2 separate regions of the Homo sapiens genome follow, and region 2 is linked to region 1. Evidence: chromatin loops called from intact Hi-C (ENCODE). Cell type or tissue: sigmoid colon. All regions are shown on one strand. Each heading gives the region's core, and the rest is flanking DNA. Links, peaks and the distances in the headings are about the cores only. Region 1 holds the start of KCNA1 (potassium voltage-gated channel subfamily A member 1). Region 2 has its middle 45 kb from the start of KCNA5.

The links. Peaks named below come from ENCODE experiments on the same cell type or tissue, not always from the same donor. Only the 100,000 strongest peaks of a DNase experiment are listed, where the experiment ranks them.
Region 2: it touches region 1 in a loop (2.8-fold over the local background); 4 of 110 quality-filtered maps call a loop at or near these places.

What each region holds. Positions count from the first base shown.
Region 1 is chr12:4,902,520-4,917,619 of GRCh38, forward strand. It overlaps KCNA1 (potassium voltage-gated channel subfamily A member 1), which reads left to right and starts at 7,386. Exons shown (of 2, transcript NM_000217.3): 1 at 7,386-7,953; 2 at 8,321-15,100. The coding sequence starts at 8,860. The coding sequence ends at 10,347. RefSeq lists enhancers at 4,017-5,216, 6,011-6,767 and a silencer at 8,768-8,907. In sigmoid colon, for the core only: no CTCF peak of the experiment used is centred there; DNase peaks (open chromatin) are centred at 7,432 and 9,272; H3K4me3 peaks cover 2,832 bases; H3K27me3 peaks cover 4,840 bases.
Region 2 is chr12:4,991,727-5,006,826 of GRCh38, forward strand. No RefSeq gene overlaps it. Among named protein-coding and RNA genes, the nearest start is that of KCNA5, 45 kb to the right of the region's middle. In sigmoid colon, for the core only: no CTCF peak of the experiment used is centred there; a DNase peak (open chromatin) is centred at 6,345.

The DNA of each region.
Region 1 (15,100 bases), core at 3,760-11,759:
ATCTTAGTATTGAGCCTTCCAATCCATGATCATGGTATATCTTTCCATTTATTCATGTCTTCTCTAATTTATCTCAACAGTATTTTGTAGTTTCCCATGCATAGGTCTCACATATAACATATTTTATTATATTAATCTAAGTATTTTATGTTTTTTATTATTTTAAATGCTAGATATGTGACTGATTTTTAAATACTCAACTGGTATCCTTCATAAATTCACTTGTATTCTAGTGGCTTTTTGTAGATTCCCTAGGATTTTCCATATACACAATCATCATGCTGTCTATAAATAATGACAGCTTTCCTTCTTTATTTCCAATATATATTTTTTATTTCTTGGTATTGCTTTATTGCATTGGCTAGGTCTCTAATATGATGTTGAGTAGAAATGATAAGAGTGCATATCCTTGCCTTGTTCTCAGTCCTAGGAGGAAAGTATTCAGCTTTTTTACAATTAAATATGATGTTTGCTGTAGGTTTTTTTTTTTTGTGTGTGTGTGTGTGTGTGTGTGTGTACGCCATTTATCAGATTAAAGAAATTCCCTCTACTCTGTGTGCCAAAAGGCTTGTTTTGTTTTAATTATAAATGGGTGTTGAATTTTGTCAAATAGCTCTTCTGAATCAATTTTGAATCTCCTATGATTCTCTGAATTGAGTGAATTGCATTGACTAATTTTTTAATATTAAACAAACTCAGCTTCATAGAGTTGTGTAGAGTTTACCTCACCCATGCACAGTTTAGTGTTCAGCAACAGACTCAAAGGGGACTCTATGCAGATTTCTGCTGCTTTTTCTCTATGTATCTCCTTCTTCTCCGGTGCTTTGTCTCATGACTTTCAGTCATCTCACCCTTCTCAATTTAAAATTCTGTCTGAGTGAGAACATCAGACTCTGCTTGGGTCTCATCCTTCTGCATAGCTTCTGAAAAGTACCTCCAGGCAAAGAGCCAAGGTGATCACAGGGATCACCTCGTTTGTTTCCCTTTTCTAAAAGGTCGCCATCCTGTCCTGCCTATTGCTCAGTGCTGCCCCACATATGTATTTTACTTTATGATGGAAAAGTCCTGTACTCATTATACTGATATGACTGAATGTTGAAGTTAGCTGTAAGGATTCTTGATGGTAGAGGTAGCATTTGTTCTTTTCTCTGATTCTTTAGTATTTATTGACTGTTTTCTCTCAGTAAATATTTATTAAAGACCTGTCTAATGTAATGTTTCCTGACCTTTTTGGTGCCTTTTTCTTTTGAAGCTGATACTTTGTTGGCCATCAGCTCTATGTTGGGCACTGATCAGTATTTGATTGTGTTATGCCCTCCCAGGAGCCTATGATATAGGGATTATATTTTACAAATAAAGAGATGAACATGTAAAGTGATAGAGTGACTTATCCAAGATCAAAGTGATTGAATTAGAATTCATCTCTGATTTAAGAACTTAGGCTTTTGGCTGGGCGCGGTGACTCACGCCTGTAATCCCAGCACTCTGGGAGGCTGAGGTGGGTGGATCACGAGGTTAGGAGATGGGGACCATCCTGTCTAACACGGTGAAACCCCATCTCTACTATAAAATACAAAAAATTAGCCAGGCATGGTGGTGGGCGCCTGTAGTCCCAGCTATTCGGGAGGCTGAGGCAGGAGAATGGCGTGAACCCAGAAGGTGGAGTTTGCAGTGAGCCGAGATCGCGCCACTGCACACCAGCCTGGGTGACAGAGAGAGACTCCAACTCAAAACAAAACAAAACAAAACAAAACAAAACAACAACAACAACAAAAAACAACAAAAACAACGTAGGCTTTTAACTATAACAGTGTAATCTCCCGTTGAGATTTTGATAAAATTATGTTTGGATCTTGTCCTTCCAAAGATGAGCCTAATCATAATGCCACCAAGAGGACTCCATATTACTCATTGTCATCTTAAATCCTTGGTGACTTCTGAGTTTTCCCTTTCAAGTCCTACTTGTTCTATATTACTTTTTACAATTATACTTCAAATCTTGTAAGACCCCCATTCCTCTGCTTGTGACACTGCCCTCAACAGGGTCTATAGTGAGTCCGTGGGCATATTCCTGCCTAGTATGACCACCTCCCTTCATGCCGTCTCTTGCCTTACCACTGTATAACACTTAAGAAACTGATCTTAAGAAGGACACTACATGTAGAACGAGTGCACATTTTTTCATAAATGATCATCAGGACGAATTCTATCCTGACTCACTTCCAAGTTAATCTCAGACACCCAGTGCCCAATTACTTAATTGCATGGTTCCTCACCACAAGTGAGCCCTCGGTGCTGCCAGGCAACCCTGCTACATTCCCCAACCCTTTCACTTTCCAATTCTCCTAAGTGGTTATTTTGCAGTTTTCCCCTCCCATTTCTTTTCTTTTATTTGCTTTTTTCTTTTTTCGGAGATGGGGTCTTGCTCTGTTGCCCAGGCTGGAGTGCAGTGGCTCAATCTTGGCTCACTGCAACCTCCGCCTCCTGGGTTAAAGTGATTCTCTTGCCTCAGACTCCCAAGTAGCTGGGACTACAGGTGCACGCTACCATACCCAGCTAATTTTTGTATTTTTAGTTGAGACAGATTTCACCATGTTGGCCAGGCTGGTCTTGAACTCCTGACCTCCAGTGATCCACCCACTTTGGCCTTCCAAAGTGCTGGGATTGCAGGCATGAGCCACCACGTCTGGCCACCCCTCCTATTTCTAAGGCCTCCTTCCCCATCCTCACTTTCAGCTGATGACCTTGCTTTCCTTTTTACTGAGAAAATTTCTTCTGATTGCATAGGTGAATGTCCACTAACTCCCACAACTTCTACTCAATTACTTGCAGCTGACTTCTGCTCTCTGTCTCTCTCCCATTTCTATAGAGAAATTGCCCTTTTCCAAGGCCAATCCCTTATTTTGGGTCTTAGATTCCATTCTCCTTTTGCTTTCTCAAGAACATTGCTCTGATTTTTCTCTTTCTACCACATCACTATTTCTTTTCTTTCTACTGAGTCATTGCCCTTAGCATACAAACATATTGTAATAGATTTCATCATTTTTTTAAAAAAAGTCTCATCACTCATCATCTTCCTTCAGTCTACTACCCCATTCTTCTGTTCCCCTGGGCACCAAAACTCCAAGAGCTGTTTTTACCTACTGTCCTCAGTTCTCTCTCAATCTCTTTTCAACTCAATTTTTCTAAATCTGATAGTCATTTCTATGTTCCTCATTCTACTCATCTTACTGGCAGTAAGCAACAATGTTGATATCTCCCTTCTTCTTAACATACTGTTCTCATTTGGTTTTGCAGACCCCACATTCTCCTGTTTTGTTCACCTCATCATCACTCCTTCTCAGTTTCCTTTGGTGGCTCTTCCTTCTTTTATCGACCTCTCAGCATTAGAGCGTCCCAAGGCATGATCTCTGCATATTTCCTCTTCCTTTTCTACCCTCAGGTTCAAGTGCTGTAATCTCTGTAATCTGCTACTCTGGCTTTAATTACCCAAGTGGTTCTCAGCTGAGGGTGATTTTTGCATTGTCTGGAAACACTTTTGGTTGTCACAACTAGGGGAAGGTGCTACTGGCATCTAATGGCTGGAAGCAAGGGAAGCTGCTGAATATACTAAAATCCACAGGACCACACCCCACAACAATAAAAAGTATTCAGCCCAAATGTGCTAAAGTTGAGAAACCTTGATCTACCCAGACCTCTTCTCTGAACTCTAACCTTGTATGTTTAACTTTCTACTCAACATCCTCATTTGCATATTTCTAGGTATCTCAAAGGTAACATGTCCCAAACCAAAGTTGTGATTCCCCATGCCTCAGCTCAGCTTCCCTAGAAAGCATAACCCAAGACAGGATTATGTGCGAATGCTTTAATGGGAGGTGTGAAGCCAGAACCATGAGAGGAAGAGAAAAGGAGAGTGAGACAGGGAAGGACAGGGTGCAGATCCAAGGAGAAGAGTTACCAAACTAGTTACTGCTTCATGAGTCACAAAGAGACACAGCCTTTTCATTAGACCATGTGGTTGCTTGGCCATGAAAATAATAAAGGTAGAGGGGATTTACCGACGAGCTCCATCCTAGCTTGCATCTCCCACTGGGCAAGCTCCTCTTGGTCCATTGAGCTAATGCACCCCTAGGTTTGTGTTACTCACCTAGGCCTTTTTGCAGTCTTGAGGAATCCAGATTCCACTCCTTGCAGTGCTGTCAACTTCAAGAGGCAGAACTCTGCCACCCATCGAGTTGACTTTTCCAGCAGCACCTGCAGTGGGGCAAGTGGCCATTGGACAAGACAATGGTGAGCTGGAGAGAATCTGAGGAGATGGCCTACGCTGCCCAATACAGTGACAACTAAGACACACAAGGTCTCAGACTTCAAGGAGCTCCTAAGCTGCCCAACACAGAAGATCTCAGAAGACACAGAAGATCTCAGACTTCAAGGAACTCACATCTAGGTAGGAGCGAAACTGTTTGGGACACTCCTGCAGTAAATGATATTACCATTTATCTGGTTATTAAGGCCACAAGCCTAGGAGACAGTCCTAAAACTTTTCTTTCCTCACATCCCAAATTCTGCCATCTCTATTTCAAAATGTAATTCTCTTCCAAAAACTCCTTACAAGCTCACCACAGTCTCCCTCATCTAAGCCAACATTGCTTATGCTACTTAGTAACCTCCAACCTTGTGTCTTGTTTCTAGTAGCCAGAATAATCTCCAAGAAATGCAAATCATATTGCTATATTGATGCATATCCTCCAGTAGGTTCCCATTGTACTCAGAATGAAATGAACTATTCTTACCATAGCCTTAGAGGCCCTGCATGATCTGGGCTCTGCCTGCCTTTCTGACCTACCTTTGATGACATTCTTTCTCAGTGACTTCTTTCTGGCCATACTGGCTCTCTTGTTTCCTGAATATGCTGAGTCTGTCCTTGCCTTGGGACCTTTGCTCTTACACCCATCCTTTCATCTTCCTGTTCCTTGCTCTCTCTTCTTGATGTTTTTTGTTCAAATGTTACTTCTGCAGAGAGGCCCTTCTTATCTGCAAACCTATATTTGTCACTTGCTGTGCCTGATTCTTAATTTTCTTTATCTAACACTATAATGTATGACGTATATGTTTATTGTCTGTATCTCCCACCAGAATATGAGCTCCATGAGACCTGGGACCTTATATGTCTCCATTCCAGTGCAAGGGCACCATCTGGCCCATAGCTGGGGCTGGGCAAATATTTGTTGAATTAATAAATATCTTCAGACCCTTACCAAGGGAGGACTTCCATCAAGAATGCTGAGTTCCAGTTAGCCAGGAGTGATGGCTTGTGCCTGTTGTCCTCCCAGTTACTCCAGAGGCTAAGGTGGGAGGATTGTTTGAGCCCAATACTTCAAGGTTGCGGTGAGCTATGATTACACTACTACACTCTGTCTCAAAGAAGAACAAGAGGAAGAAGAGGAAGAGGAAGAAGGAGGAGGAGGAGGAGAATGCTGAGTTCCCAGCTCACAATTTTCTTCCAGTCCCTTGGAGGTCCAGTCCTGCTGTAAACACATCTATCAGAGATGTGGAAGATTTCCTAATATGCCCCCCAATAAAACCCGGAATTTAGGAACCTGGGATCTCATCCAATCTGTGAATCCCTTGTAGTAAGGCAATCTCCTAATGCTGAGTCAGGGCACATGCATTCACAAGAAGCTAGGAAGATGACAGTCTTAGGGACATTTAAAGGAAGGCAATGGGTTATAGGAAGAGGGAGGTACAAGATAAGGACAGATAAAGTGGAGAATAGGGAAGCTCAGTAGTGCTAGGATATGGTCAGAAAACCCTTGTCTCGTAGGGTTATCCCCAGTAGGGTTCTAGCAGTGGCAGCAGCAACAAAACCAAAAGACTTGGCAGTACTTCAGCTGGGAGCTTCATATTTATATCTTTGTTTTTATTTTTAAATTTTTTTAAAAAATATATTTATTTGCATTAGAACAGCAGTGCAGAAAGGTAGGGATCCCTGGAGCTATTGAGATTGAGGGATATGCGTGTGGAAGGTGGGAAAGGGGAAGAGTTTAATATGGGAAGGAGGAGTATAAGAGAACTCATTGTTCATGAAAGAAAAGCTGGGGTACGGATCTGAAGGAGGGGAGGGAACATACACTTTTGTTTTTCTGAAAGGAATGCTGGCGTCTGAATCTGGAGGAAGGATTTAACTAGTTCCAGACAGGGACTGTTGCACTGCCTGGGCAATCCCGCAGGGGCCCCTGCTTTCCACTAGCCACAATAGAGCGGGAAGGATGCAATCATTGGCTTTGATTAAGGAGGTGGGTGGTGTAGGCGGGAGGCAACGGTGGTGAGAAGGGTGGTCCCAAGGCCGCGGGAGGAGCCAATCAGCGGCGACTCTGGGCTCTTGCAGCCTCCTTAGAGACTCCGCAGCCCTGGAGGTACCAAGCTGCCTGCTGCCTTTTCTCGCGCTGCAGGCGCGGAGATGCAGCGCCTCTGGGGGCGCAGCTCCAGCCGCACTCGCAGGGCAAGGCACACGCCCCCGGCTCCTGCTGCCATGCGCCTCTGCGGGGGACCCTTTCCAAATAAATTGCAAGCTTTGAAAGTGGCCCTGTGGAGGCACTAGGCTGGGGAAAAAGGCTGCGGGAGGAGGGACATAGGGTGGGAGGTGAGTAGGCGACTTGCTTCTCAGATTATTCCCAATTAGCACCAAGTTGGCAGACAACCCCACAAACCCACGAAGCCTTCGGTCCCCCACAAGTCACATTCCCTGTATTTCAGAATAATCGGATCGTAAGAAAACTTCAAGTCCCATCGTAGGTTAAAGAGGGACAGGCTCTTAGTACCGCCGCCGCCCAGTAAAACTACATGGAACAAACCCAGGGATCCTCATCTGCACAGCTCTGCCCAAAGTCTGCAGCTCTGCGAGTCCAGCCGGCGGGGGAAGCTGGGTGGGCCCCGCAGAGAGCAAGGGCCTTCTTGGGGGAGGAGCGGGATGGGGCGCAGAGCAGTGCGATCGAAGAGGGTTACTGTGGGACTGCACAAAAGCAAACCCGTCGGAGGAGTTTTGCCAGAAACACCACCGCCTGCATTGCGTCGGACCTGACCATTTCCAATGTGAAATTCCCGGGGAAGGTCGCGAGCCGCTAGGGGCCGTTCGTGGGCGGGGCGGCGGGCCACAGGGGAAGTAGAGTTAGCGGTCGGCTTTTCTGGTAGGAGAGGAAAAAGCTGTGCTGGCAAGGGTGGGAACTGAATGACAACCCCGCTCTCTTCCAAACCACCCCCTCATATTTTCCATCCACCTCCTCGCTCCTGCCCTCCCCCGCCCTCCCCAACCCACGCCCGGGTGGGCCAATCGCTGCTCGGTATTCCAGGCGCTTTCTCAGGTTTCTGCTGATCTTGCAGCGCCCAGAAATGGACCGAGCGGACCCGCCGCCGCACGCACCCTGCTCCACTCCAAGCTCCTAAGGGCTCCTGGCGCGCCGCGTAGCCTTGGCGAGGTCCGCGCTGGGGTGCGGAGAGCGAAGGGAACTGGAGAGCCATGTAGATCCAGGCTCTCGCCCGCCCGCCTCCTTCGGGATCGAATCAAGGGCTCCCATAGTGTTAGGAGGGGGCGAGAGTGCTGTTTATCGTCATTTGCCTCGGAGCTTCGAGAGAGGGTGGTATTTTGCTTTTCCGCCCCGCATCCTCCGGAACTCCCTGCACCGGAGAGAGGACGGCGTCTCCAGGTTGCTGGCAACCGGTGAGAATGGGGGTAGGGAAGGAACATTTTCGCCGTAGCTGCTCCGTAAAGCGATTGTCCAACTGAGAGGGGCGTCGGACGAGTGGACCAGGGCGGCGAGTTTGCCCGGCGCGTCTCGGATGCTGCTGCGGCGGCCGCCGCGGCTCCCGCCAGGGCACTGCAAAGACGACCTGCCGCATTCCCACTCGGGCTCTCCGCTGACTCAGCACCGCCCCTGCGCCAAGCCAGCCGGCCAGGTAGGGGGTTCCCCAGCTCGGGGATGCAGAAGCGGGGGTTGGGGGGACCGGGTGGGGGAGGCCGGGGGTGCGGGGATGCTGTCCGGGACCCTGAGCTTCCCCCGGCGTCTCTCGGCGCTTTTCCGATCTCTAGTTTAACGAAGTTGTAAACAGATCGGCTGTTGGGCATTGGGGAAAGTGGGATGGAAGAGCCCCAAACTTGGATTTCCGGGTGTCTGCGTGTCGTCTGTCCGTGTGTGTGTGATAGCCCTAGCAAACGTCCAGTGCTTTCTCAAGCTAGAGGTCTGTGTTCTTCGGTGTCTGTAGGTCCGTCCCATCTGAATGCTTCTGATTTTCTACCCCCGTATCACTTTCTATTTCTCTGCAGCGTGCATCGATCGCCCTGGTGGGAGCTTAGAAGGCGGCAGGCGAAGAGGGGTAGGAGGGGGGAGAGCCGAGGAGAAGCAGAGAGGGTGGCAGGCGTGGGGATCTGCCGAGCCGGCACTGCACCGGGTCCTAGGAAGGCTCTCGGAGGGGAGGGGAGGCCAGGGCGACCCCCGAAGCAATGGCCCAGTCCGCTAGAACGGCACTGCGTTAAGGCACCTGGGATCAGGAAGAAATATCTAAACAACAACAACAGAAAACCAACAAACCCCCAAACCCAAACCCAACCCTCTGCAAAAAGCTGCACCCGGCCCGCAGGCGAGGGGGATTCCAAACTGAGTGAAAGGCAGGGTGGAGGGGAAGGCAGCGAGAGGCAAAGTCGCAGATCTCCCGACCTGCTCGTGTTGAAGCACCTCCCCCTGGGCGTGAGGGAGACGCGCGCTCCGGTGGGGGGGCCGCTTGGGTCCCCCCCACCCCTGGTCCCTGGCTGCTTCCCACCCCGGGCTCTCTCCTGGCCTCCCACCCCCGCGCCCGGCTTCCACCATGACGGTGATGTCTGGGGAGAACGTGGACGAGGCTTCGGCCGCCCCGGGCCACCCCCAGGATGGCAGCTACCCCCGGCAGGCCGACCACGACGACCACGAGTGCTGCGAGCGCGTGGTGATCAACATCTCCGGGCTGCGCTTCGAGACGCAGCTCAAGACCCTGGCGCAGTTCCCCAACACGCTGCTGGGCAACCCTAAGAAACGCATGCGCTACTTCGACCCCCTGAGGAACGAGTACTTCTTCGACCGCAACCGGCCCAGCTTCGACGCCATCCTCTACTACTACCAGTCCGGCGGCCGCCTGCGGAGGCCGGTCAACGTGCCCCTGGACATGTTCTCCGAGGAGATCAAGTTTTACGAGTTGGGCGAGGAGGCCATGGAGAAGTTCCGGGAGGACGAGGGCTTCATCAAGGAGGAGGAGCGCCCTCTGCCCGAGAAGGAGTACCAGCGCCAGGTGTGGCTGCTCTTCGAGTACCCCGAGAGCTCGGGGCCCGCCAGGGTCATCGCCATCGTCTCCGTCATGGTCATCCTCATCTCCATCGTCATCTTTTGCCTGGAGACGCTCCCCGAGCTGAAGGATGACAAGGACTTCACGGGCACCGTCCACCGCATCGACAACACCACGGTCATCTACAATTCCAACATCTTCACAGACCCCTTCTTCATCGTGGAAACGCTGTGTATCATCTGGTTCTCCTTCGAGCTGGTGGTGCGCTTCTTCGCCTGCCCCAGCAAGACGGACTTCTTCAAAAACATCATGAACTTCATAGACATTGTGGCCATCATTCCTTATTTCATCACGCTGGGCACCGAGATAGCTGAGCAGGAAGGAAACCAGAAGGGCGAGCAGGCCACCTCCCTGGCCATCCTCAGGGTCATCCGCTTGGTAAGGGTTTTTAGAATCTTCAAGCTCTCCCGCCACTCTAAGGGCCTCCAGATCCTGGGCCAGACCCTCAAAGCTAGTATGAGAGAGCTAGGGCTGCTCATCTTTTTCCTCTTCATCGGGGTCATCCTGTTTTCTAGTGCAGTGTACTTTGCCGAGGCGGAAGAAGCTGAGTCGCACTTCTCCAGTATCCCCGATGCTTTCTGGTGGGCGGTGGTGTCCATGACCACTGTAGGATACGGTGACATGTACCCTGTGACAATTGGAGGCAAGATCGTGGGCTCCTTGTGTGCCATCGCTGGTGTGCTAACAATTGCCCTGCCCGTACCTGTCATTGTGTCCAATTTCAACTATTTCTACCACCGAGAAACTGAGGGGGAAGAGCAGGCTCAGTTGCTCCACGTCAGTTCCCCTAACTTAGCCTCTGACAGTGACCTCAGTCGCCGCAGTTCCTCTACTATGAGCAAGTCTGAGTACATGGAGATCGAAGAGGATATGAATAATAGCATAGCCCATTATAGACAGGTCAATATCAGAACTGCCAATTGCACCACTGCTAACCAAAACTGCGTTAATAAGAGCAAGCTACTGACCGATGTTTAAAAAACAAAGGCAAGCAAACAAAAAAGCCCCACTTAGCAGCTCAAAAGACTTAAAAAACAAAACAGAAAACCTAGTGACTCATGTCACGCTTTGTAGATACTTTACTAAGTAGACTTGGAATGCTCTATTTAACTGTCAATGCGTTGTTGCATTGAGGATTTTGGGGGTGGTGAACCAGAAGCTTTCAAGATCCATGACAAAATAAACTATTTTCCTTTTATTAAAAAATGGGAAAAGAGAGAGTATTTTCTAAAACTGGCTTAAAAAGATTCAGTCCACGAACTAGTCTAGGTAAAATAATAATCATATGCTTCCCCAAACTGAAACATTTTTAATGCTTTGGTTTCTTTAACTTTTTTAAAAACTCAGAACAAGATGATCACTTAGAAATATGAAATTGAAATTCGCATGGGACTCCAGTAAAACATCTTTGCAAACTGCGTAGCACATTGAAGACAGTGCATCAGATGTATTATATGTAACATGATAGACCAGCCAAAATGGACAATGAATAGATATTTTTATTTCGATCAACTGAACTGCATATTACAAGGTGAAAAAAGAAAACTCCGATTACTTAAGACTGGTTCACAAAGCACCTTATAAATTGGATACTGGTCCTGATCTGTAGGGATTTCCCCCTGGGCCCATTCTCTTTCTAATCCAGATTATTCTCTAAGAAAAAGTTAACTGAATTAAATTAATTGATTCTTCTGCAGTGCCGCTAAATGGTCTCAACTGCAGATGAGCCAAATACAGGTCTTTTCTCACCAGGCCTGCACTCCGACCCCTGGCTTTCAGAACTGGATGTAAAACCTTAGCCTCCTTATTGCAAGAGAGCACAAATGAAGTTAAATGTAAGCATGTTTGAATCTGATACAATTTATTTTATAATCGCATGCTGAGAAGTTAACCCAGACAATAGGGGATAAGCTTAAGTTGAAATCGATTCTTCTAAAAATAGATCCTTTTTCATTTGCATTCACCAAAAGTGCACTCCTCCATTTATTAACTATTTTATTAGTAAATAAAGTACTGTATTTAAGTGCATATGTTAGTCAGATGGGAACAATAACTTTTTGGAGCTCAAAGCATGTTCTCTTATTCAGCATTATGGCCTATTTGACTAAGATGTACCTTGAATTAATTAATGCATGATTTCAGTAATAAAAATTTTAAAAGTAATAAAAATTACAAGTCTGTGGGGTGAAAGGCCCAATAGAAATTATGGGGGGTGGGGGTGGGGGCACTCAGTCAATTTTCCTGCCTTTGCTCAGGGAAATACCAGGTTTTTGTGCAGGTATAGGCGGAGAGAGGACCAATATGCCCATCCCTTAAAGGGAAGCCATGTGAAAAACTCAATAAGTCATCAAAGTACATATAGCAACACCTAAGAACAAGTATTCTTTCTAGCTGAAGACAAACACAAGCAACACAAACAAGCAAACAAACAAACAAACAAAAAGGTGCAATACTGCATGTTTTTTGGTGCATTCTTAGGATGTAAATGAAAATGTTTCTCTATTATATGCATCCGAAGCAGAGCTGATTTTTTTTTCTTTGCAGTCATTCTTTGAAGTCTGTAGAGACTTCAGCCCTCCCCTTGAGGCTCCCTGAAGAAACTAAACCAATTGATTTAATAGTTGCTTAGTGCCTTTATCCTGTACCCACAGTGAACTGTAGAAAGTGCCTCCTTAACACAGCTGAGAAGTTAGGTAGCAAAAGTGGGGAAGGGTTGGGGCACAGACCTTTTGCTTTTTCTTTTTCCATTCTCGCTCTCTCATTTCACCACTGTGAGAAGACCACACCACCCTAAACCCTGGAGAGGAGAGACCCAGGAGGGTGCTGTCTCTCTGGCCATCTACTAGCATTGGTCCCTTTGACAGCCTGACGCTGGATGTGAACTGAGACCCATCTTTGAACTGGACATGAACTGTGAACTTGTTTTTTCCTCTCTCCACCAAAGCCAAGATAAACTTTTTGGGAATTTGTTTCCTATCGAGGGCCACTTTGGACACACAAGGCTTCCTCAGGTCCAGTGTAGTGCTCCTGGCACCTTTCCTTATTTTTTTCTCTGTCGGTAACAGCACTTTGCAAATCTCTCTGACGGTCCAGTCTTTTCAGGCATTGTTGTGGATGTGGGAACACTCAGTTCATAATAACCTTTCCTAGGCCTTCCCTCCTGGTCTACCCCTTTCAGATATTTCCTGATGCCCCTATGATCTTCCCACCTGGCAGTCACTTCACAGGTTGAACATCTAACTTCTGCTGCCCCCCCGTTACCCAGCCCAGAGAATGGTGGGGACCCTGTTCCTGGCTGAAAGAGAGCCACGGAACACAGGCCTCTGGAGCTCGGCAGCTGCCCACCGGTGGAGAGGTACTCACAGCCTTTCAAAGGACCCTGAGGTGGGGAATCTTCATTCTGCACTTAGCATGTGGCTGCCTGTTACCTGACATTCTGGCCCAGCTTCTTCTGAAAATCTGTCCTGCTTCTCCCACCCCTTTCCCCCATCCTGTCCTAGAACTAGCAGTGAGGCAATCACCCTAGAAACTCGAGTTACACCCATTCTGGCTAACTCGATTAAAAGAAAGAACATGGATATCTTATTTTCCTATGTGACTTTTGTGAATCTGTGAGATGAACACAACACACATCGTGGAAGATGAGGGGCCAAGAACTGCGCAGCATCCGACTACAGGGCATTAAACCCTCCCATGTGATGTCTCCTTCTCGTCTGAACCTTAACTCATTCTGGCGATTCCTTTCCTACTTGCTTAAAAATCCCCAATTAGGAAAAAAATGCCAACCTCCTCCCAGGCTTGGGGTTATCTTGATCTTTCATTTCAACGTTGAGGTCTAGTGCACACAGAACTTGAAACACCGCACTCTGTCAACAGCAATAATCCACTCAGTACTGTGGGATGGATGGGTTAATGGATGAGAAAACGGCACCAAGACTGACTTTGGGTATTTGGTATATTTACCGTGGTTACACTCTGGACTGGTTGATTCTTCTGCATGTGATATAGAAAAAAGTGCTGCATGCGGTGAACCTGTCAGTCTGGGACTGGGGGTGAGTTGTTGTTATGAGTTTGGGGTGGTGTGAGGAAAGTGAATGCTGCTTAGCTCATCTGTAGCTCATTGCAATGAATTCAGTAAGAATGGAGTACAGGGATTATCTGTGTAGCATAGGCATGCAATGTTTGACCAAGCTCTTACCCTCGCACTGTAATGTGTTGAAATGTCTTTGTAGACCTGAAGGTGCACTTAACAAAACTGCCTATTAAGGGATGACTATTTTTTGGTTTACTTATTCATATTTATTTTAGCAGCCTTTTTACCTTTTCTTCCCCTTCCTAGGCATGGAGCTGTAACAGCTCATGTCCTGACTATGTGTTTTCTCCAGAAGGAGAAGACTTCTGATGTGCTGATAGCTATAATTCCTCTCTTCCAGTCTATTGGGGCCCTAGTTCAATAGGGTGGCAATAGAAGAGTTGGTCACACCAGGGCTGTTAGCCATCCCAGAATCTCTGAAGTGGTTAACTCACCTGAAGTGATCTGAATCAGAGAGACCAAAGACATTCATTTCCTCTGTCCTCAGATTTCTAGAAGACAAATTCTAGCCAGGAAAACTTTCTGTTTTTGCATCTCCCTTTTCCCATTTGTGCCCAACTCCCCTTGCACTCCCTGGAGACTTGAGTTCTGATTTTCAGTTATATCAGCTCATTGGGAGTGTGTTCGTGGGTGAGCCTTGCAGAATCAGATAAACCAATAGCAAGTCCTTCTCCAGGATTCTGGCCAGTGGGCAGTCATTTCCCTGAAATGAATTGTAGGGCAGGTTTAGATTCCACTATGGTGGACGTGAAGCACAGGTGGTGTCACAATCTTGATTTGCTTGAGAATTAAAAAAATACATGTAAATGGTAAATGAGGAATACATTTTTTTAAAGTAGAAATTTGGTTTAGCCTATAAAAGGCCTTCTTCACATTGTGTATAGTTACACGTTTTTCAAATTAGGTACCATCTAAAAGTCAATAAAAATAGTTTCCTAGCCCTCTCATTTAATATAGGAGACCTCAAAACACATGCTTTTTAACAATTTTACATTTTAATTCTTAGTTTGGTAGATTGGATTGAAAGAAAGGAGAAAGAACATTAGCAGAAGGCACTTTCCCATTTTCTTCCAGGAATGACTTATTCCTGGGGTGGTGAGAATTGGTGGGTGGTAACCATCCATAGTATAAAATTGTTAGAAAGAATATAAACTGCCAAACAAGCATGTTATCTTCAGGCTTTTCCAAGCAAGAATGAAGTCTTTTGATGTTTATGTTCATTTTAAGAAGACAAACAAACTAAAATTTTAAGACCAGACACAACCCAAGTTGAATTGTGATCTCAGGAGGTGAACTCTCATTCACCATGTGGCATATTACTACCTGTATTTATATCATGGAATTTCAGGGTATATGTGAACATGTCTAGTATGACTCAGGTAAACCTTTAAAGAATGTATGTTACTTACCATTTTTGTAAAGAAGCAAACAGGAGCTGAATTGTTAACCAAAACTGTTCCATTACCTTGGGTCACTGTGCAAACTAATTCAGGGTACAGATATAAAGTTTAGAAGCCTTGGGATTAAATGCCAGCCTCTTTGCTCAGGCAAAATGACCCTGGGCTTTCTTGGGAAGTCCAGCATGTATGTAAGGGGTGAGGCCCTGCTGACCTCAGGGCTTTTCGCTTTAAGGAGATT
Region 2 (15,100 bases), core at 2,480-10,479, 88 kb after region 1:
CACATGCATACAGACTCATTCACATGCATATACATCCACGCACACACACTCACATGCACACACTCATTCACATGCATACTTGCTCACATACACACATATTCATGCACGTACAGTTGCTCACATGTGTACAAATCATGTGCACACACTCATGTGCATATACATTTGAGAGCCCAAAACTTCGGAAAGAAAGAAAAGATAGAAAGATAGAACACAGCTTTAAGCAGGTACAAGCAGCCTCTAACCCTCTGAAATTCCCCTTGTGACAACCCACATAGCTGTCACATCTCATGGAGCTACATTTGAATTCTTCAGTTGCTGTGCTATTCTGACTAATGCACTTTCCTGAATGTCTGAAAGTTAACCAGAACATCCCCCCTCTTTTTTTTTTTTCTGTTGCACCATGCTACTAAAAATCTTCCTACAGGCATTAGCCCTTTTTCCAACCTTGGCAAATATCATAAGTAAACGAGCCTGTCTTTGAATGATAAAGGCTCATTGTAGTTGAGAATAGAGGCTCATTAAGGCGTAAATGACATGGATTTTGGAATGAGACAATCTGGTGTCTCATTTCGGCTTTGAATGGCACTTACAGGCCATGTGATTTCTGACACCTGGCTTAACTTTTATTAACCTTGGTTTTATTTACTAGCCTGCAGAAATGGAGATGACTATATTTACCTTGTAGAGCTATTATGGAAGCCATAAGCATTGTAGGAAAAGATCTGGAGCTTAGTGGTATCCTGTATAGGGCAGATGTGTTGTTTTGGCTTCTATTATTGCAGAGAGTGCCAGAGTAACATATAATGATAAAAGATGCAGGAAATGGAAATTGAGTCAAATGTAGAATCTCCTCAGGGCAGTCTTTTTTGAAAACTGAATTCTGATGCCACAGCTGATATCTTCCTTTTTAATAAAGTGGAGTCTAATGAGAACAATCCACATCTGATGTAGCTACACAAAGTTTCTCCATGGAGAATTGGCATCAGTGGTATATGTAGGTCTATGGGGCCAGCATAGGGTGAGGGATCCCTTTGGCTGTCCCCAGGCTCTGCTGGACCATGGAAGGAATGCAGGAGTAGAAACGTTGGGGACTTTCGCCCCAGCCACACAGGAGAGCAAGAGGGGAGGCAGAATCAGACTCCCAAGATCTTGCAGTTGGCTGCCTGGTCCTCGAGCCACATGGGGTCCATTCTGCACTCAATACAGTAGGGGTTGGTTATTCCTGGCAGAATTCCCTATTATTAAATAAAGAGAAACTTAAGGAAGCAAATAAAAAATGTTTCTTGTGCATCTTAGGCTTCTTGTGGCTTTTAAGGCAAAGAACATTTTGAGGAATTGTTAGCAAATCATAAACATATGGGTTGCAGTACTTGGCCTCAAAGATAGCTAGATGCAAACGTAACCAGCCTGGCCAACATGGTGAAACCTTGTCTCTACTAAAAATACAAAAAATTTGCTGGGTGTGGTGGCAGGCGCCTGTAATTCCAGCAATTTGGGAGGCTGAGGAAGGAAAATTGCTCGAACCTGGGAGATGGTGGTTGTAGTGAGCTTAGATCATGCCACTGCACTCCAGCCTGGAGAACAGAGTGAGATTCCATCTCAGAAAAAAAAATAAAGAAAGAAGGAAGGCAAGCATTGGCAGAAAGTGTCATTGGGAAGCTACCTTCTTACCCTCAGGCAGGTACATCTCTTTTTTTCTGGTTAACTTTCAGACGCATCGTAGGAGAGGAATATCGAGATGAGGGTGGCAAAGTCTTTGCAATAGGAGGGACGGTGGCTCCTGAGAACTGTAGACCTACCACATTTCTAAGAGCAGGATGGTATCCGAGTGGCTTTGTATTTGCCAAGGCACAATGTACAACCGAAACCTCAAAGAGTCGACTTTATAGAAAAAAACCGAGGCTGCTGAAATTCCTTTCCTTCCTTTTCTCTTATTCAGAGCATCCTAAAAGCAGGCTCTGGCATTTTCCTAATATAACAAGTTATATTAGGGACAAAACATAGAAGACAGAGAACTAAGAAATCCCCAGCTCCCAGTCTCCCTGGTCTGTTCTGCTTTTACCATTGGATTTTTAATTATTAATTAATCATGAATTAGTAAATAACAAACAATGAATGATAGGAAAGCATTGCACTGTCTTCCACTGCATCTAGAAACACTAAATGGCAATCCTCATAATAGACTCTCAATAAATATAATTAAATGCCTACTACATGCCAAGTGCTCTGCTGGGCACATTGGAGATCACAGAGAAGCACTGTGTCCCCAGCTTCTCTAGGGGACCCCAGAGTCTGTTGGGGAATGCCAAGAGGCATCGTGAAAAAATTCACTGTTCTTATCAGGCAGTAACTGCCAGTGCCCGGTGATCAGCTGGCCAAGCTCCTGGAGACTATAGACCAGGAGTTAGCTGGGAACCTGTTTTCTCCTTGTGTGTTTCATGACATTAATTTCAGTAGGAGAAATCCCAACTGGATGTGCTAGGTCTTCCAGCAGCAACAATTTTTAAACCTGGGGAAGGAGTTTTTTTCGTTGTTGTTTGTTTTGTTTGTTTTTATTTTTGAGACAGAGTCTTGCTCTTTCACCAGGCTGGAGTCCAGTGGCACCGTCTTGGCTCACTGCAGCCTCCGCCTCCTGGGTTTAAGCTATTCTCCTGCCTCAGCCTCCTGAGTAGCTGGGACTACAGGAGCCTGCCACCACGCCTGGCTAGTTTTCGAATTTTTTAGTAGAGACGGGGTTTCAACATGTTGGCCAGGATGGTCTCGATCTCCTGATCTCAGGTAATCCACCCACCTCAGCCTCCCAAAGTGCTGGGATTACAGGCGTGAGCCACCACACCCGACTGGGGAAGGAGTTTTTAAGGAAGTTGAGAGAGATTTGGGGGGAGGAGGGATTATTCTTTCCCTCTTAAATCTTGGATCCAAGGAACTTGTGTTTGTTAGAAAGAAGAGTCGTGATGCCTTTTGTCCCAAGGACTTCACTTGACATTAAATAGCTACCTGAACTGGAGCACACAGTTCACACTCACATGTGCACATGGTACAGGCTGAACCACTGCCATCGCTCTTGCTTCCCCCAGGACTTCACCCTGCCTAGGCTCCCAGCCAGTGGAATCTCTGACATCCACGGGCCTTCCTGGGCACAATCAGTGCTTGTTACTATTAGAGTCCTCTCCTGATCACCTGCGGGATACACTCAGCCTTGACATGGTTTCTGCTTTGCTTGTGACAGTGGTGCACAGCTCAGCCTCCTCTCTCCAGTGAAGCCACCCATTCTTAAAGAGTGCCCAAAGCTGCATTATAGCTCTGCTGTCTGTCTTCCCTCCTTTAGCCTCCCACAGCCTTCTTCAAAATCTATTTGAAAATAATCTTATCTCCTCTACATCTCCCAGACCGTCTGAAGCACTGTTGCTTAAAGGAATGAGCTCCAACTTTGGGGAAAGACAAGCATCCTTTTGGAGCAGGGCTTGGCCACTTGCTAGCTGTGTGACTTTTGGTGGGTAACTTGACCTCTCTGAGCTTCAACTTCTTCTTCTGTGAAACAGGGTGGATGTGAATGTTACAGGGTGACATGGCCAAAGCATCTAGTATGGTGTCTGGCACATGGTGGGGAGTTGTTATTTTTAATGCACCCCCTTCATTTTCTGATATGTGCACAGCTTGCACTAGCACAGAGTTAATTTAGCTTATGCTGCCATTTTATGTATGTGTTTTATGAGCCAGCACTTTGTTAGTCACTTTCAATAGAGGTTATCTCATTTAACCCTCCCAACTGTTTGTGTGATGTCGATGCTATTTTCTCCATTTTCTAGATAGAATAACTGAGGCTAGAGACCAGGCATGTGAAACGGGGTTCTCTAAGGACTCCACTAGCCCCTTTCCATCCCCTCCCACATCTGCTTCATGCTTATTTGCTTATCTCAAGGGAGATGACACAAATGAGAAGACACAATCCCTGTCCTCAGAGAGCCCAGAGTCCAGGAAAACCAAGAATGTCAGCAAGAACTCTAACCAAGCTTCAGGGAAAACAGACTCAGGTGCCTGTGGGCTGATCAGGCATGGCAGTGTACAGCAGGTGGTGAGGCAGTAGAGAAGGCATGGGCCCAGGTCCTCCAAGATGAGCTTCATGTAGCCTTGGACAACATGGGCACCAGAATAAAGGTCAATGGACCAAGAATCAAGGGGAGGAGAATTCCATATGGAGAGCCAAATGCACCCTCAAGAGACATAAGCAAATAAGCATGAAGCAGATGTGGGAGGGGATGGAAACGGGCTAGCGGAGTACTCAGCACCAGCAGAATGTGTGTGCTGGGATGGGGGTTCCGGGCTCAGGAATGGATTAAAAGGAAACCCATAGCTCTGTTGTCAAGGAGCTTGCAGTTTGATTGGTGGGAAGTTGAGCATTGAGAGAGAGAGAGAGAGAGAGGAGAGAGAATTGCATACACTTGCATGAGGGCAGGGACTGTGCTTTTCAATTTCTATTGGAGCGTCTTGCCTGTAGCATGCAATGCATCCCAGGTCTCTGGCCTGGCAAGTTCCTCAACCAAGTCACCTCTATGGAGAGCAGGAGGCAGCAAAGACTTGCAGACTTGCAGGCAAGTCAAGGGGCAGAAGTTGCTTTCTGCTTCTCAAGGTGAGAGGTGCAGGCCTTTGCTGGGGCACTTCTGGGAGGCTCCTTTTTGTGGCTAAGCTACCTGCCAACAAGGATGATTTCTCCAGGTATAAAGCTTTACACTAAGTTATGAGGGAGGCAGAAAAATGAGAAGACACAATCCCTGTCCTCAGAGAGCCCAGAGTCCAGGAAAGCCAAGAATGTCAACAAGAACCCTAACCAACCTTCAGGGAAAACAGACTCAAACACCTGTGGGCCGACTGGGCATGACAGTGTACAGCGGGTGGCAGGGAAGTGGAGAAAGGGTGAGCCAGGGTCCTCCAAGATGAGCTTCATATAGCTTTGGACGACACAGGCACTAGAATGGAAGGAAATGGGCCAAAAATCAAGGGGAGAAGAATTCCATACGGAGAGCCAAATGCAGCCTTTTAAAAATTAGGGCCACAATAGAGAAAAGGGAGGAGGAAGAGGGGAAAGGTATGAGGGAGAAATCAATATCCTGACTGTATTGGCAAGAAGCTGGTAGGTCTATTAAGCGACCCAGAGGATCCTGGTGACAAAGTGAAGTGACAGTTTGGAGAAGTGAAAACACAAAACAAAACCACGGGCTCTGGGCTTGACTTCAAGTCCTGCTGTTGGTGTTGGCCATCCAGTCATGGACAAGTCACTTACCTCTCGGCCTCTATCTCCTCTCCTTGACCATTGGGTAATGGCACCCACCTTGCAGGTCAGTGAGAAAGAAAGGAGCTTGCTTCAGGGTGACCTTTGTCCTTTCCAGAGCTGTGGAATCCAGCCAGGTGTGGTGTTCCTCTACTATGACCTGACCCAGTTCTGACCCAGTTAAGAAGTATAAAATACAAGCCAACTTTACATCCCTTTCCTGTTTTTTGTTTGTTTGTTTTTTTGTTTGTTTTTAAATTAGAACAATTCTTGAAGTAGGCATCTCATTTTTGAATGGTAAACTGAGGCGCAGTCAAGCGTACCAATGGCCTTTATCCCACACTGTGTAGGAATTGAAGCGCTGGGATGCAGCCTTCCTGCTCCAGACCTGAGGGCTTTGCATCCGAATGTGCCTGAGAATTCCCTGGGGCCCAGTGAAGAGCTGGTTCTTTGGACCCACCCAGAGGAGGGTGCAGACTTGGAATGGGGCTAGAGTCTTCATTGCTCATATGCTCTCCGGGGTCTTCTGACCCAGGGGGCCCAGGGACCACACTTGAGAGCCTTTGCTTTAGACCCCATATGTTCTTCCTTCATCTGTGGTCCTTCCTCTCTCATGACACAGAGCATCTTTCACGGATGCTCTCTTTTTCTGCCCTGCCCAGGCTCCTGGCCCCAGCATGTTCTGGTGGCACTCTCTGAAAACCCCTGCCCTGGCCATCTGTCATGGCCAGAGGCGGCCAATGGATGGGGTCCAGGCTGGTGAGCTGCCTACATTGCCAAGAGGGGACCCTTGGAGGGCTTATAGGCGGCTGAGCCAGGGACTCTGGATCTTGCCCTTCTCTCTTTCCCCCATGGTGAGGTGCTTGGGGCAAGGCTGAGCCAGAACTTCCCTGGAACTTCTCTGCTGAGCATGACTTGGCCGCCCTCTTTCCCTGAGCCTTCTGCTTCGGGGCGCTAATCTTACTTCCTCTGGCATTAGTCTCCCAGTCTCTTGCCTCCCTTGAGCTCTCTTGCTCTTTCTCCCAATCTCCTGTCTGATCTCACCCCACTGCGATCCCCAGCACCCAGCCTGCCAGAATGGAGCTGGGAGGCAGTGACTAATGTGCTTGGAGGTGAGTCATCTACTAAATATAAAAACCCACTCACATCCCTGGATGCAAAAGATTCCGAGAGACTCCGTGTCCTTCCCCCTAAATCCACCCTTCCTCAGGGGACTGAGAGAAGTTGATTCGTGAACAGAAAACAAATGCCAAGGAGCAGCCACAGCAGCATCATCTCATTGCCCTCAGCTCCTCCCGCAGATCTCTAAAGGCAGGAATTTCCCTGTCTCTCTAGTTGCTCTAGAAGGAAGGAGTAGGGTTGGGAAGACCGTGATCCCCACCCTCCGTGGAGTTACGAAGGCAGCAAAATTGATCTTCAGGACCTCTCCCTCTCTTCTTTCTGCCCACTTTCTTGTTTAGGAGACCTCAGACTGCCCAGCCTCCTGCAAATGTAAAGATGAGTCTTTTAAATACATTGATATCTTGCAGGTCTTGGCCGTGCCTCACTGTATGTGATTGAATTGATGGGTTTCAGGTATGGGCCCTACCTTTGGACAGGTGCCCTCCCTTAGGGTCATTCAGTTCCCGCTACAGAGAGTGCATCTTGCTGGGCTTGACTGCTGTGAGTCTTTGTTCACATGGGAATAGGGGTCCTCTGTGCATGCGTGCATGTGTGTGTGTAATACCACGTATAGATTTATTTTTATTTTTTTATTTTTGTGTGTACATAGTTGGTGTATATGTTTATGGAGTGCACTTGATGAAGGTATACAATGCGTCGTGGTCACAGGTCAGGGTAAAATGGGGCATCCATCACCTCAGGCATTTACCCTTTGTGTTACAAACAATCTAATTATACTATTTTAGTTATTTTTAAATGTACAATTGAATTAATATTGACTACAGTCACTCTGTTGTGGTATCAAATACTGGATCTTACTCATTCTTTCTAACTATTTTTTGTACCCATTAACCATCCCCACTTCCCCCTTGCCACCCAACCGCAGGACTTGAAGTCTGAAAAGCTGAGTTCTAGTCCTCAGACAGGAACTAACTTCCTCTGTGACTTTAGACAAGTGTCTTCACCTCTCTGGGCTTCATCCTCCTAAAATCTGTTTGTAATGGAGTCTTACTAAATGCTCTTGGAGGCCTAGCCCATCCCTTTCTGTAATCACCACATACCCTTTGCTTACATGGAGGGTGGTCTGAAGGTCTCTCTCTGGGGAAGAAGCACAGGTGGCCTCCCTGGCCATGTGCCTCACAGGTATGTACCTGTGCACACATGCGATGTGGGGAAAACACCAACTGATGGCCTGACAAGCATTCACTCTCATATCCATGGTGCAGTCACTGCAGCCTGGAACAAAGAGAAAACGCAGTTCTCACCTTTCGAGGACTGTGATCTGAAATCGGATGGCACATCTTCTCATGTGAAATGTGAACTTGATTCCCTCTCCATCTTTTCATTTTTCTTTCTCTTTATGTTTTTCCATTCTCAGGCTTTTTGAAAGGCAGAGGAAAGACCATTTCAGTGGAGGTTAGAAGGTATGAGTAGTAATACAGGGAGATAGAAAAAGACGAAGAAGAAATGTGACAAATAAGCATTGTGCCTCTAGACTCCACAGGACTAAGCTCTGGTCTCTGCTGGGCCACTGTGTGACTTTAGACCCAGCGCCTGCCCTCTCTGGGCATGCACTGAACAGGAGGGCTTGAATGAGGTTTCCTTTAGCCAAAACATTCTAAAATTATGAGGTTACACAATTGAGGCATGGAGGAGAGAGAACCAGCCCTTGGGTGATGCTTACCATGAATGAACAATCTAAAAAGTCCCTGAGGATGAGCATCACTTTATTTTTAATAACTAAAATAATAAGTCATTCTTCTTTTGGCTCATTCAAAATGTATTTGTCTAGTGCCAATGAGTTTCAAACCTCCAAAGCGGCTGCCTGTCATAGGTGGGGTCTTTGTGGATGGGTCGCATGCCGCACTAAATGTTATGGAATTACCAGAGCAGACTGGCACATAAGCATTTCCTGATGCCATCAATGAGGTTTCTGAGAAGTGGTTTGCTCAGGTCGCATGGCTAACTTGTGGCCCAGCCCTACAGAGGACAATTACTTCCTGCTCTCCGTGAAGCTGGGCCAGTCTTTACCCTGTGGATCAACCAGGTTTACTCAGCAGGCCCTCGTCCTCTCTGACTTGGGGATGGGGAGAGTGAAGAGCTAGTAACCTTCTCCCAACCTTTATGCATCCTGGTAGATCTGTGGCTAGGCAAAATGTGCTTCCCTCTGGAACCTGCTTCTCTGGAACACAGCTCCTAGGTGGCAGTATTGGTGAAGGGATCTACACAGCTTGCTGTGTACACTGCCTCAAGGGGCACCACTGGCGTGCATTCTGTCTGGAGGCTCCATGGTTCTGCTCTGTGCCCCCCTCACCTCTCTGGTAACGATGCTCAGGGAATTTCAGGGTCCACCTTGCTGTCCTGGGACAGAGTCCTGGTGGTGATCTGGAGGTCCAGGGCACAGAGGAAGCAGAATGCTTTTTATCTGTGTCTAGATTTCTCCTTTTTCCTCCTACTGGTAGCCCCAGCAGAAGCCACCTGGAACTTAGCTCTCCAATTCACACATTGAAAGACACTTTGAGGGGTCACCTGGATTCCTTCCCCCAACCCAGGGAGAAGATCCAGACTCATTCAATGACCACAGCCTCTGAGGGCAGAGGAGGACAAGCTGCTGCCCTCGGGTGGCCTGGACTTCCCACTCCGAGCGAGTGGCTACAGCTGCAGCAGGCTCTGCAGTCCTCTTTGCATTCACATGCTCTTCCCTCTTCCCCTCAGCAGGGGCTGTGGCCGCCTCTTTCAGGGTCAGAGAGTCCTCTGGCTCCCCTTGCAGAGGCAAGAGAAAGAGGATCACAGCATTTTCATGCTCTGGAGCAACAGTGACCTGTATATCTGGAGGCTCTGGAGAGCTATTTTGTCAAAACTGAGCAAGCATGCCACCAGTTCCTTCATCCGGCAACATTTTTGAGCACCTACTATGTGCCAGCCATTTTCCCCATGCTGAAAATGCACTTGGTCACAGCAGGAGGCCTCTGTGTATTGTGAACTCATGAATGAGACCCAGCCCCGGGAGGTGCGTACCCATGTGCTCCTGTCAATCTGGCTGATAGTGCATGGCAAAACTCAGAGCAGCAATCTCCTGGCCTTCCTCCTCTGCCCCAGTTAATTAGGGAGAATAGTGCTGTGACCTACTCACAGTGGTGAACAAGAGAAGGTTTGGGGGACTTCGAGTGCCTTAGAGAAAGAAGCACCCACCTACAAAGTGTTTCCTGCAATTGCAGCAGGAAAGGCAACTATGATGGCTTGAGCCCAGTTAAGAGCAGACACCTCAGATAAAGAAATGGGATGCTGTCTTCCCAGGGAGAGAGAAGCCTATGCCTCAGCTGGTCAGGAGAATACAGGCTTGCTGCAAGTTGGTTCTACCCAGTGTGGGCTGCTAGGGAGGTTGAGCAGTTCAGAGACATGGAGCCCCACGGCCACTGTGTCTCCTGGGAACACAAACCTGGCTCCTAGCACGAGAAGCAGCAATGGAGAAGGGAGAACTCTGTGGCTGCAGGTGCTCTGTGACTCTGCCCTCCGAGGAGCCCATGGTTGGCCTGGGAGCCTTTGCCTCGTAGAGCCTCATCCTAACATTGAGGTCATCTCCAAGCTACCGAGTGAAAGAAGTATACCCCAATGCAAGCAGCGTTAGCACCCAGCATTTGCATTCTGTGCATGGCTGCTCTTCCCATCATCGGGGGCTGAACTGCTCAGGTTCATGGACACCCACCTCGCAGCTCCCTGCTAGGGCCTAGGACAGTGCTGGTGCCTAGCCAAGTCCATTTCTGTTGCATTGAATTGAAATGAGTTAGGGGCTGAGGGGAAAAAAAAAAGAAAAAGGCTTGTGATTTGTCCCATGGAAACTCATGTTATTCTTGCCAAAATCTTTGAAAAAGAGAAGCAGAGTGTGCACATTTTTTAAGGGTTACAGTCTTGTTTTTTTTTTACATCTCAGACTTTTCACATCAGGCCTAAGAGGAGCAGGCTAATGGGTATCTTGGAGGGCTGGATGAAGGGTAGCGGGGTCATGGCCACCCCCTCTGCAGGGCAGGAACCAGAGCAACAGAAGTAACAGAGAAATAGAAGAGCCTGGACATGTGCTGGTCTTTAGGGGAATCAGGAGATGGAGGAACAGTGTGGCCCCTCCTCTTATCCTCTGGTCATGGGATGCAGTGGCCTGTGGTCAGCACGCGGCAGGCACTTCTTCATCTGGCCCTGCCTTTTTTCCTCGGCTCCAGAATGGGGAATGAGCCACCACTCTTTGTAGATTTGTTGTGAGAATACAATGAGAAGTTGTGATAGTCAACGAAGTTCTTTACGTGTGTTGATCCATCCTGGAGCTTCACTACCTTTTCCACAATACCAGGGTTTGCTCATTTTCCAAAGCCCCAGTGTCCTTATAATTGGTGGTCCCATGGGGGGAACTGCAGGAACCATGAAGCCAGTTCACCCTGTGCCAGAGCCCTGGCTTTGTCATGCACCAGCTATGTAACTGTGGGCAAGTTTACCACTCATTACAAGTTAACGTGTTAACTTGTAATCATCATACTCACTTTGCAGAAGTGCCTGGAGGACCATCTGAGCAGAGACATGTAGGCAAGCACCCAGGACAGGTTGGCTGGACTGACCTGTATCTCACATACACTCCTGGGCATGCACTGAGGCCCTCCTCTTGTTTCAACTCTTCAGGCCTGCTTCTTCAGGCAGTTTTTGGGTTAGGAACATTTACCTTCCTCATTTTGCGGAGCAGGGTGCAAGCCTGTCTTTCCAAAAGGTGACGTTGCCTGGGTCAGAACACGCAGAGCGCTGGGAGCCCTTAGTTTGGGCGTCCCCACTGCAGGGACAGCCAAGGAAGTGAGGACAACTCCTGTTTCAATCTTCATACCCTGGGTGAGGATACGGAACTTGCATTTTATGCCTTTTCTCTACTTGGTACCTCAGTGGCGACCTCTGAGTTAGAGGTGTCACAACAGGGCCAGTTAGTTTCTGTTCATCAGGAAGCCCAAGGTGCCTTTGGAGCCCGGGTGGCAGAACTGACTGGCGTTGGCTGAATCCATGGGTCGCCTCTGTCCTCTAGTGGCGAGAGAGGGAAAGGCATTGGCCACTCCGGGCCAGGCTTGCCAACCAGATTCAATTGCCTTTGAGTGATGGTGTGTATTTGGTCACCTGGAAACCTAGCAGCACCAGGCAGCACAAACCCAAGCAAGGCCAACACACAGAAGTCATCACAGAACACATTCCAGGCCTGGGGTAGAGGGTTTCACTCACCTGTTTATTTGTTCATTCATTTATTCATTCAACAAATATTTATGGAGTGTCTGCTATGTGTGGGCATGGCTCTAGGAAGTAGATCAAGACAGTGATCAAAACAGGCAATGAGGCAGTGACGTCATTGGCAAGATGGCAGAAAAGGACTTTTCAGCACTTGCCCCTTCACTGAAACATGAATTTGAACAACAATCTGTGCACGAAAATACCTTCAGAAGAGCTCAGGAATCTGGGTGATAGATTACAGTACCTGATTAGTCAGTGTGGCGATTCCTCAGGGATCTAGAACTAGAAATACCATTTGACCCAGCCATCCCATTACTGGGTATATACCCAAAGGACTATAAATCATGCTGCTGTAAAGACACATGCACACGTACGTTTCTTGCGGCACTATTCACAATAGCAAAGACTTGGAACCAACCCAAATGTCCAACAATGATAGACTGGATTAAGAAAATGTGGCACATATACACCATGGAATACTATGCAGCCATAAAAATAATGAGTTCATGTCCTTTGTAGGGACATGGATGAAATTGGAAATCATCATTCTCAGTAATCTATCACAAGGACAAAAAACCAAACACCGCATGTTCTCACTCATAGGTGGGAATTGAACAATGAGTACACATGGACACAGGAAAGGGAACATCACACTCTGGGGACTGTTGTGGGGTGGGGGGAGGGGGGAGGGATAGCATTAGGAGATATACCTAATGCTAAATGACGAGTTAATGGGTGCAGCACACCAGCATGGCACATGTATTCATATGTAACTGACCTGCACATTGTGCACATGTACCCTAAAACTTAAAGTGAAATAATAATAATAAAATAAAATGAAATAAAATAAAAAAGAAAAGACACATTGAAGGCAGTAGGAAGGACAGCTTCAGATTACCTGTGTCCTCACACCCCCAAGCCTATGCAGGGCATCACCGAGAGATACCTTCTACGTGGAGGAAAGAGAGCGAAGTGACCGCCAGTTTCACTGTGGACCCTAGTGCTAGGCTAGCCCTTATGAATCCAGGATCCTGGAGTCTAATAATGTTAACAGAAAAACATTAAACAGATTAAATTTAATAGAGTTTAATTGAGCAAATAACAAAAATTCATGAATCAGTCAGTCCTCAGACCAAATAGGTTCAGAGAACTCCAGGCTGCAACATGGTCAGGTAGCATTTATGGACAGAAAATGGAAGGGAGGTGCAGAGACCAGTTGATGGGTTATGGCTTCATTTGTCTTATTTGAGCATGTTCTTATCAGTTGGCCCCCTGCAACTGACTGAAGCTCAGCTGCTGAGACTGGCTGAGACTCAGTTACCTGTTATAAAATTATACTCCTAAGTTAGGCTTGCAGTTAGTTTCCATCCTATGTTAGGTTGAAGTTAATTAAAGAGGGACTCAAAGTGCAGAGGCATTGTCAGACCAAATTTAATTTAATTTAACAATAGAGTGGTTAAGCGTATTTGGGGGGGAAAAAGATCCAACTATATGCTGCCTAAAAGAGAGTCACTTCAGCTTTAAAGATACATATAGGTTGAAAGTGAAGAGATGGAAAAAGGTATTCCATACAAATGGTAACCAAAAAGGGGAGTGGGGTGGTTATTCCAAAATCAGATAAATTAGATTTTAAGTGAAAAACTGTCACAAGAAATAAAAAAGTTTTATCCTACGTATAATGATAAAGGGATAAACTCATCAAAAGCATATAACAATGATAAATACGTATGCACCCAACATTAGAGCACCTAAGTACATAAAGAAAATATTTTAAAAATTAAAGGGGGAAATAGACAGAAATACAATAATAGTAGGAGACTTCCATACTTCACTTTCAACAATGAATAGATCTTCCAGATGGAAAGTCAGTAGGAAACGGTGGACTTGGACAACACTATAGACCAAATGGACCTAACAGGCACATACAGAACATTCCATCCAACAGCAGCAGAATTATGCACACACAGAGAGCATTATGCAGAATAGAGGGAGACATCACACTACCTGATTTCAAAATATTCTACAAAGCAATAGTAATCATGACAGTATAATACTGGCATGAAAATAGACATATAGACCAATGGAACAGAATAGAGAACCCAGAAATAAATCTATTCATTTTCAGTCAATTGCTCTTTGACAAAGTTGCCAAGAATATACAAGGTGGGAAATATATTCTTTTCAATAAAGTGTGTGGGAACAACTGGATATTCACATGCAGAAGAATAAAACTGAACCATTTTCTCACACCATATAAAAAATCAACTCAAAATGCATTAAAAACATAAAAGTAAGATGTGAAACTACTAGAAGAAAACATAGAGAAAAAGTTTTTTGACATTCATCTGGGCAATGATTTTTTGGATATGACCAGAAAAGCACAGGCAACAAAAGCAAAAATAAATGGAATTGCATAAAACTAAAAAGCTTCTGGGCTGGGCACAGTGGCTCACACCTGTAATCCCAGCACTTTGGGAGGCCTAGGTGGGTGTATCACCTGAGGTTAGGAGTTCGAGACCAGCCTGGCCAACATGGTGAAACGCCGTCTCTACTAAAAATAAAAAAATTAGCTGGGCCTCGTGGCAGGTGCCTGTAATCCCTGCTACTTGGGAGGCTGAGGCAGGAGAATTGCTTGAACCCAGGAGACAGAGGTTGCAGTGAGCTGAGATTGCGCCATTGCACCCTAGCCTGGGTGAAAAGATCGAAACTCCATCAAAACAAACAAACAAAAAAGCTTCTGTAAAGCAAATAAATAATTGACAGATTGAAAGAGACACCTATAAAGTGGGAGAAAATATTTTCAAACCATACATCTGACAAGAAGTTAATATTCAGGCTATATCAGAAACTCAACTTAAGGCTGGGTGCAGTGGCTCATGCCTGTAAACCCAATACTTTTGGAGGCTTAGGAGGATGGATTCCTTGAGTCCAGGTGTCTGAGATCAGCCTGGGCAACATGGTGAAACCCCATCTCTACAAAAATTACAAAAATTAGCTGGGCATGGTGGTGCATGTCTGTAGTCCCAGCTACTTGAAAGGATGAGGTGGGAGGATCACTTGAGCCCCGGAGGCAGAGGCTACAGTGAGCCAAGTTCAATCCACTGCACTCCAGCCTGGGTGACAGAGTGAGACTGTCAAAAAAACAAAACAAAACAAGAACAAAAAACAAAAAACAAAACAAAAACAAAAACAAAAAAACAAAAGCAAAAACAAACAAACAAAAAACCCACAACCCCCCCCAAAAGAAACAACTCAACTCAATAGCAAGAAAACAAATGATCTGATTAAGAAAATAGGCAAAGTACTTGAATAGATATCTTTCAAAAGAAGACACACAAATGGCCAAGAGATATACAAAAAAATGCTCACTATCACTTATCATGAGAAAAATGCAAATCAAAATTACAATGGGATATTACC